Linked DNA regions of Homo sapiens: region 2 is linked to region 1. A link is a contact called in ENCODE Hi-C or POLR2A ChIA-PET data. All regions are on one chromosome and are shown on one strand. The core of a region is the stretch at or near the end of the contact, and the rest is flanking DNA. Distances in the headings are between cores, read along the strand shown. Region 1 overlaps CHRM3 (cholinergic receptor muscarinic 3). Region 2 overlaps CHRM3 (cholinergic receptor muscarinic 3).

The links. A loop is a pair of places that touch in the nucleus more often than their neighbours do. ChIA-PET counts read pairs that join two places held with the same protein, here RNA polymerase II (POLR2A).
Region 2: a map of PC-3 shows a loop between it and region 1 (3-fold over the local background). The contact joins two enhancer-like sites. A Hi-C loop is called at or near these places in 1 of 168 maps with a recorded cell type or tissue (PC-3). POLR2A ChIA-PET finds 5 or more read pairs at or near these places in 1 of 52 experiments (MCF 10A).

Annotation. Positions count from the first base shown.
Region 1 is chr1:239,856,241-239,859,888 of GRCh38, forward strand. All of the region lies in intron 6 of CHRM3 (cholinergic receptor muscarinic 3), which reads left to right. Among named protein-coding and RNA genes, the nearest start is that of CHRM3-AS1, 42 kb to the right of the region's middle. Within about 2 kb of position 1,996, at least 3 of the 41 ENCODE cell types and tissues checked have a DNase peak (open chromatin) inside an H3K27ac peak, as active enhancers do; they include PC-3, where a contact is called at or near this core.
Region 2 is chr1:239,891,546-239,894,913 of GRCh38, forward strand. All of the region lies in intron 6 of CHRM3 (cholinergic receptor muscarinic 3), which reads left to right. Among named protein-coding and RNA genes, the nearest start is that of CHRM3-AS1, 6.6 kb to the right of the region's middle. Within about 2 kb of position 1,811, at least 2 of the 41 ENCODE cell types and tissues checked have a DNase peak (open chromatin) inside an H3K27ac peak, as active enhancers do; they include PC-3, where a contact is called at or near this core.

The DNA of each region.
Region 1 (3,648 bases), core at 746-3,245:
GTTTGGCTTTGTGTCCCCACCCAAATCTCATGTTGAATTGTGATCCTGAGTGTTGGAGGTGGGGCCTAGTGGGAGGTGATTGGATCACGGGGGTGGTTTCTAATGGTTTAGCGCCGTCCCCCTAGTGCTGTCTCATGAGTGAGTTCTCACGAAATCTGATTGTTTAAAAGTGGGTAGCACTTCCCTTTTCATGCTCTCTCTCTCTCCTGCTGGCCATGTGAATATGTGTTTGCTTCCCTTTCGTCTTTCTCCATGATTTTAAGTTTCCTGAGGCCTTTCCAACCATGCTTCCCGTGCAGCCTGCAGAATTGTGAACCAATTAAACCTCTTTTCTCTATAAATTACCCAGTCTTGGGTAGTTCTTTATTACAATGTGAGAATGGACTAATACAGATGGTATGAGATCGCTACCAGGAAGACAATTAAAAGCCATGGATGATTACAGACCATGAAAGGGAGGGTGAGTTGAGAAAGTGCCCAGCACAATGTCTGACACGTAAATGATTCTTGATAAACATTTATGGCATGAAGGAGGTAAACAGAGAGAAGAGGAGGGAGGAAATGGAAAGGAGTTAGAGAGGGGCATCACTAGCTAGGATAGTGCATGAAGGCTTCTTAGAAGAGCTAACATTTACTTGAGTGGGATTTTGCAAAGAAGGTAGGTAAAACTCATCTCAACAGAAAATTGTAAGCAAGCCCTCAAATGAACAATATTCTCTGTAGCACATTAATAGTAATTAATCACCTGCTAAATTAAAAGAAGAGATGGCCAGTGAATACTTGTATTCTTTGAGCAGAAACTTGACTGGAGAAAGCTTCCTGAAAACAAGCAGCATTCAAGAGTCTCTTTAAAACTTGAATGATTGCTTAGGAGGCTGTTTGATGGCCTTGAAACTGAGATAAAAACCAGGAGGGTAGAAATGAGTGAGTGGCAACTTTTAGGTATACAGAAAGTTGCTAAAGCAAAAAACATAGACACATAACTTTCAGCCACCGATCTCAATATTTATAAGGGAAATGATAATGTCTCAACACATGCCCCATAGGGAAAGAGCCAGAATAGAAATATTTTTGACACTTCCATTTGGAACCAGAATCTCTCATATTTACTATCTAAAACTAAGGAGCCTTTCCCAAGTTAGTTTATTATGATACTACCACGAATAAGTTAAATATTAATCTGTTCCCTAAAGATAAGTTTTATTGCTTTGAAGGATGAAAAAAATATGAAATAATCACTTTGTGTGAGGTGTGTCTGTGTTTGTGTGTGTGTGAAGTAAAAATCAAGTTAGGAATAAAACATCTTTTTAAAGTTTATCTTATAATTCCAAACGAATCCCTGGAAACTGAACTACTGTGTGCCATTTGTTTTTGTTGAAATGGTTGTTAAATTATTCTGATTATTTAGCGATGCCAGAGGCTCTCTTAGAGTAATTTGATATATCACTCGGTGTCTTTGTTTCACCTCAGCTAGGTCCAGAAAGAGACCTGGAAGGGAGGTGGATAATCATAATAAATGAAAGCCAGCCTTTCTAGTTTAGTTATGCACAAAGGTTAAAATAATTTGTTAGCCAACAAAGTGTTTGTGCAATTACCATAGGTCTTTAATCATGTTTTGCCACTATTGCCACCTGTCTGAAATCTTAGACATCTTATGTTCTGTTATAACATTATTTGAAGTTGCCCCGAACATTATCTTATGTGATCCCTCAGAAAAAGGGGGAATTAATTGACATATATTATTGATATATATTATTAATTAAAATAGTTCATACTTTAATAACATGGCTATAAATGTGTATGTGGTTCCTACTGTGTCTCATCATAATTCTCATTGGTTACCAAAGAGCAAGATGACTTCACTTAATTCACTTAATGATGCACTAATTAGAAAGGAAGAACACTTCAACAATTAAATCCATTGACCAGTTTTCAATAGCTCTCCCACGCTGGCATCCTTGCTGCGATTTCACAATATTGCAGAACCAAGTGACATTGTTCTTTAATCATACACATGAATGCATTCACTCTAAGTATATGTTGAGTCATCCCTTTCCTTCTCCACCCTTCCCCCTTTAGAGCTCGGTTTTAGCTTTTATTGTCACTTGAATCAAATCAAAGAACAGCAGAAAAGAATAACATGAGGAATGTAAGTATCGTAGTTGGAGTCTGACTACCTGAAATCAGACTATCTAGATTCCTGTTTTGGTTTTTCCTCTAACTACCTGTGAAACCTGAAGCAAGTGTCTTAACCTTTATGTGCCATAGTATTTTCATTTGGAAAAAAAAAAAAAAAGAGAATAATTGTACTTGCCTCTTACAATTTGGGTTTTTTGCGTTTGTTTGGTTTTTTAAGGTAGAATTTATATAACGTAAAATTAGTCACGAATCATTTTAAAGTGTACACAATTCAGTGGCATTTAATTCATTCAGTGTTGGTACCTGTCATCTCTTTCTAGTTTCACAGCATTCTCATCACCCTAGAGGAAGCCCTGCATCCATTAAGCAGTGACTCCCCATTTGTTCCTAGAGCCCCTCCCCCAGCAGCTACCAGTCTGTTTTCTGTGTCTATGGATTTGCATATAGTGGATATTTTATATAAATAGAATTGTATAGTATGTGACCATTGGTGTCTAGCTTCTTTTGCTTAGCAGAACGTTTTTGAGATCCATCCACCTTGTACCACGTGTTCCATTTTATGGCTGCCTAATCATCCATTGGATGCAAATACCACATTTTTATCCATTCATCAGTTGATGGAAATTTGAGTTGCTTCCACCTTTTGGCCATTATAAATAAGGCTGCTATGAACATTTATGTACAAGTTTCAGGTAGACATATGTTTTCATTTCTTCTGGGCATATACCTAGTAATGGAATTACTGGGTCATGTGGTAATTCTACGTTTAACCATTAAAATAATTTATGGACTGTTTTCTAAGATGGCTGTAACATTTTACATTCTCCCAGCGGTGTATGAGAGTTTGTTTTTTCACATCCTCACTAATACTTGTTATGTTCTTTTTTGTTTGTTTCTATTTGGTTTTTATTTTGGCCAACCTGTTGGCCATAAAGTGGTATCTCACTGTGGTTTTTGACTTCCATTTTCCTAATAACAAATGAAGTTGAGCATCTTTTTATGGATTTGTTGGCCTGTTTTTTTTGTTGTTGTTGTTGTTGTTTTTTTTTTTTGTTTTTTTTTTTGAGGTGGAGTCTCACTCTGTTGCCCAGGCTGGAGTGCAGTGGCACAATTTCTGCTCACTGCAAACTCCGCCTCCCGGGTTCAAGCCTCAGCCTCCCAGGTAGCTGGGATTACAGGCATGCACTACGATGCTCAGCTAATTTTTAGTATTTTTAGTAGAGATGGGGTTTCACCATGATGGCCAAGCTGGTTTCAAACTCCTGACCTCAAGTGATCCGCCTGCCTCAGCCTCCCAAATTGCTAGGATTACAGGCGTGAGCCACCACTCCCAGCCATACTGTTTTTTAAATAAAGATTTATTGAAAAATAAGTTGTATTTATGTAGTGCATGCCGTATATCAGGCATTGTTCTAAATTATATATAAGTTCTAAGTGTTTTATATATATATATATATATATATATATATATAGTCATTTAATCTCAAAATAAGTATAGTATTATTATAC
Region 2 (3,368 bases), core at 561-3,060, 35 kb after region 1:
TGAGTAGGGTGGCCTAATATACATATTTAATAAGCTATGGGAAGCATCATTAATATTTAGGAATGGAGAAATGTATGCATGCACAATTGAGCTTCATGCCCCTTCCTGGGTCCCATGTACAAAAAATGGCAGCATTAGCATGACCCGAAGGTTGAGTTTCCAGCCCTCTGACTGTCAAAGGGTGAAGCAGAGGACACGAAAACCCTCACTGCACATTCTCCATAGGCTGGCCAGAGCCACTCCATGGCAGATGGTCTCTTATCAGGCAAAGAAGGAGGGGTAGCATCAGGGGTTGGTTGATATCAGAGTGGAGTTTGAAAGGGCTGGTTTCTGGTCAGCCTTAAGGGAAGAAAGCTTCATCCTAGTTATTAAGGGTGGGGGTATAGCAAGGTGTGTCTGATCTATCCCATCACAGCCGAGAACTCGGTGTTCAAGGTCACCCTAGGGTCCCTTTGACCAAGAGATGGTCTGTTCAGTCAAGTAAGAGGCTTAGAATTTTATTAGCTTACACACACTTTTGGTATTTAGTTTTTTCAGTCATATTCCTCTCATGTTTTAGAATAAGGATTCACACTGTTTTGTGTGACTGGTTCAACTTTATTCCTTTGGCCTGTTGTTTTTAATCCCGTAGAGCCAGAATTAATAGTGACATGAGCTTTAGTTTCCATTTGGTTTCAGGAAATTCAAAACAAGAGATCATTGTTTTCCAATATTTAATTATATAGGCTGTGCCAAAGTAGACATTTTATTATTATTTTATTTTGATTCTTGCAGTTTCTGTACTTGTTTCATTTTCACAGATAGGTGGTACTTTCATTGAAATAATCATCTTTTATTCTTGCGTACCAAGTTTAAAGAATTTAATTTACATTTTATGATTTAATCAAAATCTGAACATGACCTTGGAGTTTATTGTTTTAATAAAATTGTTTCCTTAGCTCCTGATCCATCTTAAACTTCATTGCAATCCTTGCATATTTATTAATTATTTGATTTTACACAGTTTTATGATGTGGGACAGATGGTTGATGACTAGCTCCTTTGACACTGGTAAAATGAGACATGCAGCTTTAATTTTTTATGAAAATTATAATAGATCTAGTGGGGAAAAATGAATCTAGAAACTAGCTATTTTTTTTCAGAGTATCTTAGATTTGTATTGGCCTCACTGATGCTGAGCTCTGCAACATTTCACTTAAAAGAGTCTTCAGCAAACACAGTGTCTCATGCACCTTCCTGTCCTGGAAATCCTATTTTAGCCAAGGACATAATGTGCCAACATCTGAATCCTGGACAGTGTCTCTTTATGTTTTGGGGTTATTTTTAAAGTGTGTGTGACATATAGATTTATTTGCACTGAATAGGAAAGATGTCCACAATATATTGTTTAATGAAAATAAAAAGCAAGCTAGAGCACATAATACACATTGGAGGGTTGGGTGTAAAATCTTGGATCAGACGGCTTTGGTTTAAGTCTTAACTCTGGCTTCCTAGGAGCTGTGTGACACTGGCCCAGTCTCAGAACCTTTCTGTGTCTTCATTTTCTCATCTGGTGACTAAATAATAGTCTCTTAATTCACAGGATCCTGGTGAGGATTAAATGAATTAATATGTATACACACAGCGAGCAGTGCCTGGCACACAGTGAGTGTTTAAAAATATGCATATGTCATTTTGCAAAAGAACACATTTTGGAAGAACATAACCATTCATCTAACAAATATTTACTTAGTAAACTGCTACCAGTGATTACCTCTAGGGCATGGGAATGAGAGAGGCAAGGGCAAGAGGACTGAGTTTCTGCTTTATAAGCTTAGGTATTGTTTTAAAATTTTGCTTGTTCATGGAAGATCTGCTTACTAGGGCAGAGATTAGGAAATAGACCTGAGAGCCAGCCTGTGTGTGTGGCATCCTGCATCTGTGTTTACAGTTAGCCGTGTGACTTGGGACAAGTCTTCAACTCCTTGGTACATCCATTTCTTCACCCTTAAAGTGGAAATCATAACAGTCCCCACCTCGTATGGCTATTGTGTGGATGAAATGAGTCACTACATGCATTTCACTTAGAAAAGCACAGAGGTTCCTTGAAGGACAGAAGTGATTGGCAGCTGTAGCAGTAGCAGAGGAAAGGGTAGGGTCAAAATCTGCAATGCCCTGAGGTTCTCATGATGTTTGTCTTTGAAATCATAAAAAAAAAAAAAAAAAAAGAATTTAGAAAACATGTCCCTGAAAAAACAATCGAAATCAAAATAAAATTGTAGGGTTTTTTTCTCATTTCCATAATTTCCTATTCATCTCACAATAGTTTTTAATCCCTTAGCCATGTATAAAATTCTTTGCTCGGTATCTTACCCAGTTTTTCCTATTGGTGAGGTTTTTCCGCTTTGTATCTTATCTCTTTCTTCACCTCCTCCACTTCTCCTTCTTCTTCGTCAGTAGAATTCACTTTGTTTTTAAGGGTCTTTTGCTCTCATCTTGTTGAGAGGAATCACAATGACTGTCTTTTTCTGGCCAGATTTGCTTTTCTAAGAAAAACTGATGACTAATAAAGCCATAGGCATCAAATATGGATCCACTAAACATTTTATCTACTAAGGAACCACTTTATTTTCATCACAGTTGGAGAGTCTAAGACAGATTTGGAAACTCAATAAAGGAAGGAAAAGGAAAAAAGCTTTTGATATTGTCTTCAAGGGATGAACAACCTAATAGTAAAATAAAAACGTATATATTCAACAAGGGATATTTCAAATATTTAAACAGGGAATGGCACAGGCGCAAGTGGATGCCTTGTGGTGGCCGCCTTGCCGGCATGCCCAGGGACCTCAGCCGTGAGTGTGTGCAGGAAGCAGGAGAGAAGATTCCCATTTATTTTATTTTATTTATTTATTTATTTTTATTTTTTGAGATGGAGTCTCACTCTGTCATTCAGGTTGGAGTGCAGTAGCACGATCTCAGCTCACTGCAACCTCTGCCTCCCAGGTTCAAGCGATTCTCGTGCCTCAGCCTGCCAAGTAGCTGGCATTACAGGTGTGTGCCACCATACCTGGCTAATTTTTTTGTTTTTAGTAGAGACGGGGTTTCACCATGTTATCCAGGCTGGTCTCGAACTCATGCGCTCAAGTGATCAGCCCACCCTGACCTCCCAAAGTGGTGGTATTACAGGCATGAGCCACCGCGCCCGACCGAGAAGTCTTCCATTTATAAAGCTTAACCCACCAACAACTGTATCAGAGGCTTTACCTCCTGTTTCATTGAATCACTTAACCATACAGTATTACTAGTCTTCATTTTCTGGTGTTGCACAGAGGATCCCAGAGATGTAATAACTAACCTGAAGTCTCACGGCTCATAAGTGAGGAGCCAGG